3 separate regions of the Homo sapiens genome follow, and all the other regions are linked to region 1. The links are chromatin loops, found by intact Hi-C in ENCODE. Cell type or tissue: endothelial cell of umbilical vein. All regions are shown on one strand.

What was found. Peaks named below come from ENCODE experiments on the same cell type or tissue, not always from the same donor. Only the 100,000 strongest peaks of a DNase experiment are listed, where the experiment ranks them.
Region 2: a loop joins it to region 1, with 7 times the contacts of the local background. A loop is called at or near these places in 10 of 110 quality-filtered maps.
Region 3: it touches region 1 in a loop (17-fold over the local background); 12 of 110 quality-filtered maps call a loop at or near these places.

Annotation. Positions count from the first base shown.
Region 1 is chr20:6,580,252-6,585,251 of GRCh38, reverse strand. No RefSeq gene overlaps it. Among named protein-coding and RNA genes, the nearest start is that of LINC01713, 150 kb to the left of the region's middle. In endothelial cell of umbilical vein, CTCF peaks have their summits at 1,767 and 1,967 (motif pointing left); DNase peaks (open chromatin) are centred at 1,961 and 2,621; H3K27ac peaks cover 386 bases.
Region 2 is chr20:6,633,748-6,638,747 of GRCh38, reverse strand. No RefSeq gene overlaps it. Among named protein-coding and RNA genes, the nearest start is that of LINC01713, 100 kb to the left of the region's middle. RefSeq lists an enhancer at 984-1,497. In endothelial cell of umbilical vein, a CTCF peak has its summit at 2,372 (motif pointing left); a DNase peak (open chromatin) is centred at 2,297.
Region 3 is chr20:6,817,019-6,822,018 of GRCh38, reverse strand. No RefSeq gene overlaps it. Among named protein-coding and RNA genes, the nearest start is that of BMP2, 52 kb to the right of the region's middle. In endothelial cell of umbilical vein, a CTCF peak has its summit at 2,232 (motif pointing right); a DNase peak (open chromatin) is centred at 2,228; H3K27me3 peaks cover 196 bases.

The DNA of each region.
Region 1 (5,000 bases):
TGTTTTACCTTTTCTTTTCAAAAGGATGCTAACATCAAACAATATTGGTTGAATTATTGTGCATGCTGAATTCATGCGTATTAATTTCCTTCCTACTGAAGTCCTATTTGCCCAATGGATTGTAAAGAAACTCTGCAAGGTCATTTACAAGCAATAATAACAACAAACTATGTAATCTCTTTGTTACTAAGCAGGCAGACATTAAACAATTTGATTAATTGCAAGTATATATATATATATATATATACACATATACACACACACACACACACACACACACGAACACACACACACACATTTCTTTGTAAGGCCATAGTGGCTGTATTTGACTAAATTATCTGTAATACATTTCTAAGTCATCCCTTAGCTTATGATATTTTCCCACATCCTAACACTACAACATGACCCCCAAAACCTCCTGTTATTCATTGATTTTGCACAGTAAGACCTTCTCTTGGATCATGCTTGATGTTTAGAATGTATAAGACATGGTCCCTATTCTCAAGCAAGTAACAAACAAAGAGGGAAGCTGGCGGGAAAACAAACACTGTGATACAGACTGTAAAAGAATTGTATATACAAAACGCTATGAATGCTTGTCAGGGCTATTGCTTAAGGAAGGTTTTGGAGTTGTGTTTTCTGGAATGAGTAGGAGTGTCAAGGTGCGTGGCATCTTCAAAGATATACCAGAAGGATAGTATCCCCTCCAGGATTGGAGGGGGGGAATGGGGGCAGATTATGAAACTCCTTTATCTATGCTAACAAGTCTAAATTTGATCTTATAGGCAATTAAGAACCATAAAATGTTTTAAAGTTATTGTGTGACACCATCCGCCCCAATATATCCCACTCCCAAACACAAAAATTCCTCCATACTCTTATTATATTATTCTCCTCCCTGCAAAATTTTCCCGAGGAGTTCAAGAAAAAACTGATATTAGTGATCCCAGAATTCCTTGATTAACATAGGTCAAGGCACGGCACTTGAAGATTTGAAGTCACATTGGCAGGGGTTTTGCTCCTCTCTGTTGGAGGTCTTTACTTGCTACTTGCAGTCAGTGGGAAGGTGGGGGCCAGGAGGTGCAGGATTCTATCCCCTTTCAACCGGAGCAGTTTGCTTTGATTTGTTACACATATTGTTTTCCTAGATGAGATTTCTTCTGGAAAGACAAGAAACTGGACTGCGGAAATGGATGTTTTCACACCATCTTCAGTTAGTGGTAAGGTGAAGCCCCTACTAAAGATATGGCTTCTGGCTCTCAATGCACCATTAACCGGTGAGTGATGTGTCCCTTGTCAGGTGACTTGCAAGCTACATGTGGATTGATTTCCTTCATGATTCCACAGAATCCTAGAACAGGGGGTGTCTTCAGAGGCCCAGAGAAATTGAGAGTGTTGCCAAGATTAGTGAAATAACAGTGCCAGAGGAGACTCTGGTTCTCCAGGTAGCAAGCTCAGAGCTTGTTCCACTACCATCCGTCTCCACACCACATCCCCCACCTGCAGTGCTCCCGGCTGGTAGCTCCACGGTCTCTTGCCTGGACCACTGCCACAGCCTCCTAACTGGTCTTCCTGCTTCTAACCCTGAATATCCTCAACAACAGCAGCCATCCCATTATAACTCCTGGGATCAAGACCTGAGGTCAATGAAATCTGTACTAACTGCGTCACAGAGTAGAAAGATCAGATGAGTTGGGACAACACTTTGACATGTGGAAGACCGTTGTTTTTATCACTAACCCGAAAGTTAAATAAAATAAACCTGCTTGAAAACAGGAGGAGGCTACTTGGCATCGCCACGGTTTTCATGGGAGCCTTTCAACACTCATCAGTTCCTCCCTTAATTTCCTCTTCTGTGATCACCTCTAGTGCTAAAAGGACATAGGCTTTGCAGAAAGGGCAGCTGGCCCAGGCCTTCCAACAGGGCAAAGTAGCATCAGGAAACAAAACTGAATACTGCCATCTACTGGGAGAAAAAGGCACACTGTGGAGAAAGCTCATTAAACCAGGGAGGAAGAAAGTAACTGAAAGAGACAAAAGATACCATTTATAAGCAGAGCTCCTAATTAGGGGGGATCACTGGAAAGATGAAAGAAAATAAAGGTGCAGGGGCATGGTGGAAGCAGAAAACGTGATGTGTAAACTTAACTGGTACTTAAGGGGCACCGTTCCCACTCACTTCATTTTTCAAGGGAAAAACAGAAGCCCAAGAGATTTGAGCAAATTGCTTGCTGTCGCTACTAAGTAACACCAACACTAAACCTTTGGCTCAATTCGTGATGCATTGATTGATATTACACTTTCAAACAAGCAAGCACATAATCAAATGCAGAGACCATTGTATCTATATTTTTGGTTGCTTGGGAATCTATGCATCTACCTATCTATCTACCTACCTACCTACCTACCTACCTACCTACCTACCTACCTAGGAATGCATGTATTTACTTACATTCCAATTGGTTTCAGAAGTATTGACAGTGGCTGAATGAGAAGGTGGTGACCAACATCATTTATGAATGAGACGTATAGAGAGGAACTGGACAAATTTTGAGCATGAGTCATGAGAGGGAAAGATCGCCAGGATTGGAGGTGGAACAAGAGATTAAGACCTGTGCCTCACATTGATCCCTTATCAATAACATTCACTGGAGGAAGCTGTTTCCACCAGTTATTCTTTGTTCTTCAATGACTACTAGTGACTTGGACTAATGCCAGAGTAGCTACATTATTCCAAAAATGAAGAAAGCCAGGAAATCCCATTGAACCTTTCTTCAATATATATCCAGATTTGTATAATTTCCTTCCACCCACACTGGTACCTTGCTGGCCTGTGCCACCATCATCTCTTGCCTAGACTGCTGCAATAGCCTTATAACTGGTCTTTCTGCTTCTAGTCTTAGCTATTCTCACCAATGATAGCCACCGTCATTCTATGACAACTTCTGGTTTCAAGACTTTCCAAAGCCCCCTCTTCTATCTCACTCACTAATGAGTGAAAGTTCTGTAATTTAAGAGGTGCTGCTCCGTGCAATCTGGTTACTATCTCTTCCCCTTGTTCTTCCCATTGCTTGCTCAGTTCCAGGTACACTGACATCCCCCCTCTTCCTGTAGCCAGAAGAGCACCTACCACAGGGCCTTTGCACTGGCTGTTTCCCCTGTCTGGAAGGTTCCTCCAGATATCTACATAGGTAAATACCTCATCTCCTTCAAGTCTTTGTTCAAATGTCATTTTCTCATTAAGCCTACCACATTTAAAATTGCAAACTCGTAACTTCTCTTGTGCTTATAGATGTTAATAGCACTTATTTTAAATATGGTATATAATTACTTCTTCTCACAAAATGGAACAAAACCAGGAAAGCTGAGCTGAGTACCCTGAGGGAATAGCAGATGACCCCTCATTCTCAGAAGGCACAGCAGCTACTCTGTTTATGTCTCTTTGCTCCCAGGGTCTTCTCTTTTAAGATTCTGTCTACCGGTCACAGAATGCTCAGGTATGGGAAGGAAATGATTTTGAAAGCCATGTTTGGTTCTTGTAGAAGGCTTGGCAGAGAAGCTGTGTTTATTTTAGAGCATGATAGGTGTCATAAACAGATTTGATTTGATCCAACATAGATATCTTCAGTGGGAAGAAGGAAGACACTGGAAGCCCAGAAACTCTTTAGTAAGTTGGTGCCAGTACCAACCCTTTACCAGGGTAGATCTTTGCCCTGGGTCCTGCCTTTTAGAGAGCCCAACTCCGACCTTTCTCTGGCAAACATCCTTCAGGGTCAAGTGGATGACCCTTCGTGGACCCAACATCCCTCCTTCTTGGCCACACTTCGGACACCTGGAAACAGAATTCCCTACCCAAATGGTCCTGAGCTGGTATTCAGAACTTGCAGGGGAATCTTTCCTTGTTCTGTCCCCATTAGAAGTGGATGGTGTGCACCTATACAGGCCCAAGGGGCAGCAAGAGGCCATTGCATAGCAGTGGGGTGGCTGGAACTGTGAGATGGAGTGTGTGTACACCTGCGTGGGCTGTCCCATGTGGACAGAGTCAGGGATTAGGAAGAGAAAGAACCAAGCCATAGACTGGGCAGGGGACAGGAGAGGGGATATTATTTTACTTTTGTTCTGGCCCCAAAAGTGTGAGGGGTAGCCCTGGCTGGCACAACCCCCTGAGAGGAGGTAATGAGAGGATGAGGGAGAAAGAACAGTGAAGGGATGTTGTAGAAAGAAAAATCTTAGTTGGCTGCTTGCTGGGGGCTGCCCTGCCCCCATGTGGTATCCTGGAGGCTGCTTTTCAGGTCCAGTAATTACAGGTCTGGCCAAGGGATGGGATGGGGTGGGGTTGAGGTAAAGTGGGTGAGGTCCTTTGGGAAAAGGTGGTTAGATGTCTGAGGCTGCAAAACCCGGGTACTGGCCAAGTACAAGGAACAATGTTTGGCAGAGAACAAGGGGCGGGGTCACTCCTGGCTGCTGGGCCTGGCCAGGTGCTTGGTCTGCTATGGACGTGTGGGCATAAGTCCCACACTTTCCCCTGGATGAGCCATTTTTTTGGCTCTCTTCAAGTGAGGGCTGAGGTAAGAACACATCTGGGGATGCAGCTGACCTTTAGGGAGATGACCTCATCTCTGCCTCCTATTACATGCGCTCAAAGTGACTTTGAGAATCCCAGCCTTTTGCTCAGTAGCTATCTTAACAACATGATTCTCAGAAGCATCCTTGAAGGGTTGCAACCCACACTACCACAGGCAAAGTTTCTCCTGCCTTTTGGGGAACACAGAATGCTTCACTCTGAGGGGATGCAGGCTGAACTACATGGCCTTGAGGTCCCTTCCAAGGCTGGGATGGCAAGATATTTGCAGTCCTGGTCTTTCCTACCCAACGTTCCCTATCTTCGTAGATGTTTCTGTGCTGCTTTAGCATGTATTGACAGAAGTAGTGGTGCTCCAGGGAGCCATTGGGCTGCTGCTAATAAGGCATCATGATACATTCTGTAACCAGAGGTGGAT
Region 2 (5,000 bases), 53 kb before region 1:
GAAAAGGAATAAATTAAAATGGGTGCTGAAGTGAAAGATATCACCACCCCATCTTGCCCCAAAGATCACTAGATTTAATAAATGTTTATTGAGCAACTGCTATGTTCCAGGCATTGTGCACAAGTTCTGTAGTGCACAAAGAATGTTGTAATTACTAAACAAACACATTCCATGAACTTGGGAGGGGGTTATCAGCATGCATGTTCCATGTTTTCCATCATTGGTGTAGGCCAGTGGTTCTCAACCTTGGCAGCATATTAAAGTCACAAGGAAATAACTTTTTTAGTAGCAATGCTAGGCTCTAACCTCAGATATTCTGACTTACTGATTTAGCATGAAACCAAGACATCATTAAGTTTTTTGTTTTTGTTTTTTGTTTTTGAGACAGAGTCTTGCTCTGTTACCCAGGCCGGAGTGCAGTGGCATGATCTCGGCTCACTGCAACCTCTGCCTCCCAGGTTCAAGCAATTCTCCTGCCTCAGCCTCCTCAATAACTGGAATTACAGGCACATGCCACCACACCCGGCTAATTTTTGTATTTTTAGTAGAGACAGGGTTTTGCCATGTTGGCCAGGGTGGTCTCGAACTCCTGACCTCAAGTGATCCACCTGCCTTGGCCTTCCAAAGTGCTGGGATTACAGGTTTGAGCCACCGCACCTGGCCCAGAGATTGCCAAATTTTTAAAAGGTGGTTTTAATGCAGAGCCAGGGCTGAGAACCATTGGCCCAGGCAATAGGTAAGGAAGGTGGTCTGATCATTCTGAAAAGGAACCAGACTAGATATTCCAAAGTCCAAGAAAGAATCTCTCTTCCTATACTCAATTTCCGTTCTGGACAACACGCTGACTTAGAGCCTTTGGAGGAATTGCTTTCTTTCCCAGCTCCTCTCTCCCAAGCACTGATCTCTACTCCCAATATCTCCCTACATTGAATTCCTCTTGTGGGTGCAATGCTTGGACTGCACTCTCTGTTTAATAATGGGGTTCTCCCATTGGCTACATCCCAACCAATATTCCTGCTCTTTTTCTCCAAGCCCCTCCCCTCACAAATAATATATATCCAGAACAGGTTGAAATCTCAGTGTTTGTTGGTAATCTATAATCTATATAATTACATTACTCAGCTACCAAACCTACTCCTGTAAAAAAGTAAGAGATATGTTTTTCCTGAGCCAGAAAGGTGGGACCCTGACACTCCCTCACAGTTACACCTTGGGTTGGGAAGGAGCCTTTATTTGCATGACAATTCCTCCACAAAGAATATCCACACCTCCTTTTCTGAGCCTTCCTTCCTGGCTGAGCTGGTGCTCATCAGGAAACAAAATCTCATCCTAGCCAATGGAACAGGCAGTGCCTTCAAAGTAGGCCAAAGAATTTGGAGCTTGTCTAACCAGAAATTCTTACCCACTCCCAAAAAATGCATATCCTGTTCCTCCAAAGGATGGTAATTAGCACCTGCTTCCACCACTGAGCTCCTGTGGGATCTGGCCAGTTGCTCTCACAGCTCCTCTGGTCTCTCTTGGCTCCCTAATGAACCACATCAGTCACATGATGTGCCACCTAATCTAGTAGAGAGGGTGTTGCAGGACTCTGTTAACTTAGGTGTGACTGCCTTAACAAAATCATTAGAGAGTACATAAGAAAGGATGCGGCTAGAACATAGCTAGGGATATCCAATTAATTTGACAGCCACAAGTTCCTTCCCAGAAAGATTATAACATCATAGAATACTGAAGCTTGGAGAGGACCTTAGAAATGATCTGATCCAGATGTTAACATTTTAGGACTCCTGGCTTCTGATTAGATCTGTCCAAAGCAATGGACCTTCTTCCCAGAAAAATATGTGTACACACAAAGTTTTTTTCACAGCTTCAGGAGGTTGGACTACAAATACCATTGATTGGGCTTATGAGCCCCCTGTAGAAGAAGGCTGATACAGTCTAACCCCCTCCCCACCACCCCAGTACACTTATACACATTTTATAGGTGAGGACACTGCAGTCCAGAGAAGAATGAGGTTCTCCAAATGACTCATAGATTAGTAGCAGAAACGCAAGCTCCAAATTCCTGATTCTAGTCCCATAAGACTCAGCCAAGACCACTGTTCTAATACCTTCTTAGATGTTTTGGGACTGACTTTTTCAGGGACGATTGTCCTTTATCTGAGGATTCCCGTTGGACTTTTCTCTGTGTGCACGTTGTGTCTTATTGGCAAAATGGGCAATCATATTCCTTTTACTGGGCAGCCTCTTTCTTAGGAGAAATGACTTAATCTACTCAAAATATTTCCAAGCATAACGTCAAGGGGTTGGAGAGCCTGAGAACCATGTCTTCACCAGAGCACCACCTGGTGGAACATTGGAATAAATTCTATGTAAGCCCAGGGAAATGCCTAGGATGCAGGGAACAGCAGTTACCATTTCTTCCATTTTTGGTGCCAGGACAGTAGTTTTATCCGGATTTTTTGGCCTGAGTAGTTTTCAAAATATTACCGAATAAAACCAGATTCAAAGATTAAGTGACACCCTGTAAAACTCAAATTATTTCCGAACTCTTTATACAAAATTGATACTTTTGTTCCCCCCTTTTAACAACAGATACATCTAAAAGCAAGGGGAAAAAGTATTTCTCTGGGGTAATAAATTGCCAACTACATTTGTCAATTGGAAAGAACTTCAAGTGAGTGGAGTTTTCTTATACTGTCCCATTATCTAGAGGCAATGAAATTCTATTTCTATCTCTGCCATCTAGGGTGAATAATCCTGGGTAAATCATTTAATTGCTGTCATCTGTGGCTTAGAGATAATTGGAGGTGATGACCGTGACACTTACTAGCTGTATGACTTTGACACTCTAGTACTCAAACTTCCTGTGCCTCAGTTTCCTCTTCTCTAAAATAAGGAATACAATAATATCACACAACTATTAAGGTGGTCATGAGGACTTACTTACATGATGTGGGCTTTGTTGCAAGAGCTCTTCACAGTACCCGGGACATCTCAAGTGACAGATACATTTTTTCTGAAAACATTAGTTGTTGGGGAATTACCTGAGATATCCATGTGAAGCAACTGTGTAATCCTGGGTTCACACTACTTACTTAATATTTAGCTTACATTTATAAAGATTCAGTGGGAATGACTTAGTGGTGAGAACATAACCTCACACATTTCAACATCACATGTGATTTGGCATACTAATCAGACCTAGAAAAATCAGATGTTACTGAGGGCAGGAAACCAAGAGACTGTCAAGTTCACTTGCTTTCTTTATAGATAATGAAAGTGAGGTTCAGAAGCATGAAGGGATTGTTCAAGGACACACAGCTATGAGTGGTAGATCAGAACAGAAACCCAGGGTTCAAGCTTTTAGTTCAGTGTCCTATCAGGATGATTAAATGAAAGAAAGAAGGAAGGAAAGAAGGAAGGAAGGAAGGAAGGAAGGAAGGAAGGAAGGAAGTAAAGGAAAGAAAGAAGGGGCAAGGGAGGGATAGAGGAAGGAAGGGAGGGAGGGAGAGAGGAAGGGAGGGAGGGAGAGAGGAAGGAAGGGAGGGAGGGAGAGAGGAATGGAGGGAGGGAGAGAGGAAGGGAGGGAGGGAGAGAGGAAGGGAGGGAGGGAGAGAGGAAGGGAGTGAGGGAGGGAGGGAGGAAACACCGAAGAGTTAAATGCACAAAGCAGGCTTCTTATTAGTCAATTGAGCTGGGTCTGTAAGCTTCAAACACTGGGCATGACATCTCAGGCTTCATCCATGGGCTGAAAGGACCCAGTTTCCAAAGCCCCACCTCAGTAGCCATCAGTCACACTGTTTTCATCTGGAAAGCCTAGGCCAACACCCATCTCTGTGTGTGATCAGACCTCTCTGCCCAGGCAGTATCTGGGCTCCAGGACACATGGCACCGTTCCACCTGAGGGCTAGGACCTCCTCAGCAACCAGAAGCTTCACATTTCTGGGTTGGGAAAGCAGAAGACCAGACACTAAGTTGGCCATTGCCAGCATTAAGGAAGGAAGCTTTGCCAGGAAGTTCAAATGTCAGGGACCTAGTTCCTACAGACCCTCCCACACCCTGGGACAGACTTCAAAAATAATTCCTATCATCTTTTGATTTTGAAACATTTTCAGAAAAAAAAAATTGCATCATAATCAATTAAGACAGCTGTCTGTTTCCACTTTAACTTCTGCTCCACCACAATTCCCTTTGTGTTAGGTGTTGTTGAATGGGGGTGAGTGTTTGGGGGATGATATATAGAAGGGAAAGTTGAATTAGAGATGCATTTACTTATTATTTAGTGGAAACAGTTAAGCGGTTCATAGTCACATGTATAATGTGTAATGTTATCGTTTTCCACTGTAGTGTAGTAATGGCTTCCAGAAATACTCCTGTTGCCTGCTGTGTAAACTCATCCAGTGTCTTGACAAGAAGGTGCAATGTCCACCTTGTATCAGGGCATGAATAAGGCCTGTGGTACTTGACATGGCAGCTGTACAAGTGGTGGACAAGAAACAAGGCTCGAAGGTAGGACTCTGAAGCTAGTCTACAGTTTGTGAAGTTATAAGTGGAGCATTCAGTTCTTGTCAAAATGCAAGTTCTCTGCTATCAGAATACACAGAATTTCCCAACATATACAATCATAAATGCACCGTACAGTTTTTATGGGAAACAAGTGAAACAAAACATATCACAATTTCTGTGTTTGTAGGGCATGTTCTTGTTGCAGTACTAAAAACTAAAAGAAAAATGGGTGCGCTTGTGTATGAGGTGGGTTTTTGCATTTTACGCATTTCAGCCAATAAAAAATAGATTTTGATCAACCATGCTAGCCCAAAAACTAAATTATCTTTCTGTTTTCTATTAAAGATTATATATAAAATCCATTGTCATATCAAAAGGCAATCAAAGGGAATACAGCCAAACGTGTAGGAAAAAGTATAAAGCAGCTCATTAAAAAACATGGTGTAACTTTTTTGGTATTGAATAATGTTGAAGGACTTTCAACATTTAAA
Region 3 (5,000 bases), 240 kb before region 1:
TGCCATAAAATAGTAAAAAAAAGAAAAGTCAACCAGAAACATAGAAAGCTATATATACACAGATAGTCTCATGCATTTTATTCCCGGGTACTTTCAGATATTTTCCAGAATAGGTGTATAAGTCATGTGAAGAATATCTTAGATTTAAGCAGCAGGTTCATAATCAGAATTTCCATGTGAATAGAAGTTATATAGATGACTGACAGCTTCTTAAACTTTAATGTGCATACAGTTTACCCAAAGATATTTTGAAAATGTTGATTCTGGTTGCACAAGTCAGAGTGAGGGCCTGAGAGTTGCATTTCAAACAAGCTCCCAGGTGATGACCAGCCTGCAGACCATACTTGAAGGAGCAAAGACATAACTGAACAGAGGAAGTGGGTGTTAAGATTCTATTTTCTACTCACCGCCTCACTACCTTTGGGACCAGAGTTTAAATGGCATTTATGGATGAATTTAAGGTAAGGAAAAAGTTCATAACAAAGTGACTGAATGGCTGTGTTGTAGAAATGCCATTTATCTCCTCTATGATCCAGTTGAAAGCCAATCAGATTAGATATACAGTCAGACACAGCTTGATTGGATTTTTCCACATTCCACCTAATTATATGGGTATAAAGACAGCAGATACTCCCCTGGTATTTAGGTTTTTACTGAACAAAACCACAATTTTTTTTTTAATCCAACTGTTCAATATGATCATATTGTCAGGGAGGGTAAAGGATCTTACTCAAAATAAGAATTTCAGGGCAGAATGTTGCATACATTATTTAACAGTGTGTTGCCCTTCTTTCTCATTTGTTCTTTAGTAATATAGCCCCGGGACCTTTATCCCCTTTTCTTTTACCCCAGAAAATTACCAGGTGAAGTTCTATTACTCTCACCTTTCTCTTTACAATTTCTCTATGCTCCTAAAATACATTTACTAAGAGAAGGTGTTCATTTTCATCTTATGTACTTATAACTCCCTACATAACTTTTTAAAGTTTTTGAAAGGGCAGATTTTAAGAGCTTCATACTCTTGCTTCAAGTATACATGTTAATGGGCATCAGTAAAACCAGGGTTTCAGGAGTTTTCTTCTACTAGCAGGATCTTTTATTGAAAATAAATTCCAAAGGTTCTCATTCCTCTTCCCCTGTGATGAATTACTCTTCCACTGTTTAAATTGACAAAAGTTTATTTCTAATGAAAGAAACATTTTAATATTCCAATTGACAGTGTTAAACAATGGCATTCATAGTTTACCCATTTTCTTCCAAAGGAGACTTGGAATGGGCCAAGCCTTCATGTCGGAGAAGGAAAGTGGACTGACCACATAAGCACACAGGAAAGAACAGGAGACAAAGGCTCAGGGACTCTGAGCTTGAATCCTAGCACAGCTTGCAATCCTCACACTGTAGAGCAAGCGGCTTCTCCTATGAGTCTCTGTAAATGGTGGCAACAGTTCGGAGTTAATATGAACTCTGGATGAGTCGTTGGTTCTAGTTCCTACCCCGTCCCATGAGACTGTGACAGGATTTGTTTTTCCTTCGTGACTTCAGCTTCTTTATCTGTGAAAGAGGGAGTTGAGTAAGTTGGTCTGTATTGATGATTACAGTTCTAAAAGTTGATTCTGTGGAACCGGACTGGGACCACTGGAGAATGCAGGTCTACAGGGCACACACAATGTTCAATGAGTGCCTACCCATAACAGGGGTGTGAGCAGCCTTATTTTTGCTTCACCTTTTTAAACTGATTGTTGGATGATAGTGCTGCTGGTAAATTTTGCAACCCATATTCCACTGCTTTTCAGACAGTTATTTAAAAATAAAATAAAACAAAGAAACAAAAGACCCTTGCATCAGGCTTGAGTTTACATATAAATACAGTTAGCTTGGTAGATTAATGAAGAACCAGCCAATACAAAAAAAAAAAATCAGACCATACATAAATATAAGGGAGGAAAAAAGCCCAACAACTCCAAATTTAAATGGAAAACATATTTTTTGACAAGAGAACTACTTAGCACAAGAAAGATATGCCTTAACATTGTGACGTCTTGTCCCAGCATCATGAAGTTATATACTGTATAGGTATTTTTTATTTTTTTGCATTTCTAGTAGCTAAAACCACACATTGCTATACTGTAGCTTTAATGAATGGAGTTTTCAAAAAGTTTCTTTCTTGACTGTTTCCCTGTATTATCCTGTTACAGTATATTGGGCACAAGGGGGCACTGAAAGAGTGAACAATTCCATCTGCCATACTGGAACTACCACACCTAGGTGTTCACCTTTCACTCGGCCACAACTGTGGCAGTGGCTTTCTCCCTGCCCTCCTTCCTTTTTTCTTTTTAATGCCTGCAAGGAATGTGTGTAAATACCTTGGTCACCTGAAGGGAAATTCATTTGACCCATAGATAACATCATCTTACATGGCCTTTCTAAGAATATACATGCCACATCGTCATCTTTCATTCACTAAAATGCCGCACAGTGGTAGCCAGAGTCTACCACTTGCCTACCCGATATTCATATTACCCTTCCTTTTTACTAACAGGATCCTTATGTTGTTGAGGGCAGGTACAACTACATTTCCCCACCTCTCTAGAAGATCATGCTGGGTAATAAGATGGAAGAGGAAGTCTTTGTCTGGGTCATCTAAGAGAGTTATCTAAAGGGGGCCTGCTGAACTAGTAGGAATATTTTCTCCCTTGCTCATTCTTTCTGCTTATGAAATGGATGCTATGGCTGGTTGTTGTAGCAGCCATCGTTCTATTCTGAAACAACCATCAGGGAACCATATGCTAATGATGGTAAAACAGAAGGAAAGAACCCGCTAAGACCGTGGTAGGGCTATGGACTTTCATTTCATCTCTGCACTACCTCCTTTCAACTCTCTTGTTATATGAAAGGAAATATATATATCTGGTTTAATATACTATGATTTGGGACTCTTTAGCATCACAATAAAGGTATTTGAGAATGCAATTCCCAAATGATACATCCCCAAAATACCATAGTTATCAATGCAGATTAATTATATGTAGCAAAGGAATTGAACCAGAGAAATTATTGCACTGAGCTTCTCTACAATCCCATGAAAGATGATGCATTACCGTAGAAAGGCATGAGCTAATAAACATCTTTTAAATTTGATTGGACAAATATAAAATAGCAAGTAGTGTTCACTCGTGGGTAGTCTTTTAGTGAATCCCAGTAAATTGCAATTCTCCTCTAAATTACTGTTGTTTTATCTGCAAAGGTAACTGTCCTTGTTAGTAGCTCATTGGATTCCACACTGGCCACCCCAGCGGGAAGAGCAACAGGGTCAGTGCAAAGCTCTGTCCATCTTCACTCTTCACCGGAATGGGCAGGCAGCTGCACTTCTCAGAATTTCCCCTCTCAGTACCCTGGTCAGCAGCCTCACCCTGAATTCTCACCATACCAACACCCTTAGCAATCACCCCATTCTCATCAGGGACCCTGTCTCCATCCTGCTGGTAAAAGAAGACTACAGAAACCAGCAATCCCAAAGCACCTTCTTCTATGGGGAGATCTAGGCTTCTGTTTATTTTCATCACATTGGTTAACTTATATTTTAAATTTCCTTACAATTTGCACTATTCTTTTTTATGTCTTCTTAGTACATGGAAAATTTAATCTATCACAAAAAGTGTTATTAGTCTGTTTTCACACTGCTGATAAAGACATACCCAAGACTGGGCAATTTGCAAAAGAAAGAGGCTTAATGGACTTACAATTCCACGTGGTTGGGGAAGCCTCACAATCATGGCTCAAGGTGAAAGGCATGTCTCACGTGGCAGCAGACGAGAGAAGAGAGCTTGTGCAGGGAAATTCCTCTTTTTAAAACCATCAGATCTCGCGAGACTTATTCACTATCACAAGAACAGCATGGAAAAGACCTGACCCCAGGATTCAATTACCTCCCACCAGGTCCTTCCCACAACATGTGGGAATTCAAGATGAGATCTGGGTGGGGACACAGCCAAACCGTATCAAAAAGAAAACGAATGAAAACATTTTTTAAGTGTGAATCTTTAAATTATCAAAATGTGGTAATATGTTTTTGGGAATCCAGTAAAAAGACATTATCATTGTGAAATATTAGTCATTGGCTTATGGAATAATCAGGAGTATGAGGCTCCAACTATTAGATAACTTCTGATGGAATGCCCTATTCTACAAGAAAATGACAGTGCCTGGCATTACAGGTCTCTTTTTTTTTATTATTTTCATTTTTTATTTTTTTGAAACAGAGTCTTACTCTGCTGGCCAGGCTGGAGTGCAGAGGTGCAATCTTGGCTCACTGCAGCCTTGACCTCCCAGACACAAGTGATCCTCTAGCCTCAGTTTCCTGAGTAGCTGGGACCACAGGCGTGCACCACCACACCTAGCTAATTTTTTGTATTTATTTGTAGAGACAGAGTTTTGCCATGTTGCACAGGCTGGTCTCAAACTCCTGAGTTCAAGCAATCCATCCACCTCGGCCTCCCAGAGTGCTGCTTGGGATTACCGGCGTGAGCCACTGCACCCAGCCTGTAATATATTTTATACAGAATTTGCATCATTAAAAAACTAATTTTTTTCTTTTTTTTATTATACTTTAAGTTCTAGGGTACAGGCGCACAATGTGCAGGTTTGTTACATAGGTATATATGTGCCATCTTGGTTTGCTGCACCTATCAATTTGTCATTTACATTAGGTATTTTTCCTAATGCTATCCCTCCCCCAGCCCCCCACCCTCCAAAAGGCCCCGGTGTTTGATGTTCCCCACCCTGTGTCCAGGTGTTCTCATTGCTCAACTCCCACCTATGAGTGAGAACATGCAGTGTTTGGTTTTCTGTTCCTGTGTTAGTTTGCTGAGAATGATGGTTTCCAGCTTCATCCATGTTCCTGCAAAGGACATTAACTCATCCTTTTTTATGGCTGCATAGTATTCCATGGTGTATATGTGCCACATTTTCTTTATCCAGCCTATCATCAATGGACATTTGGG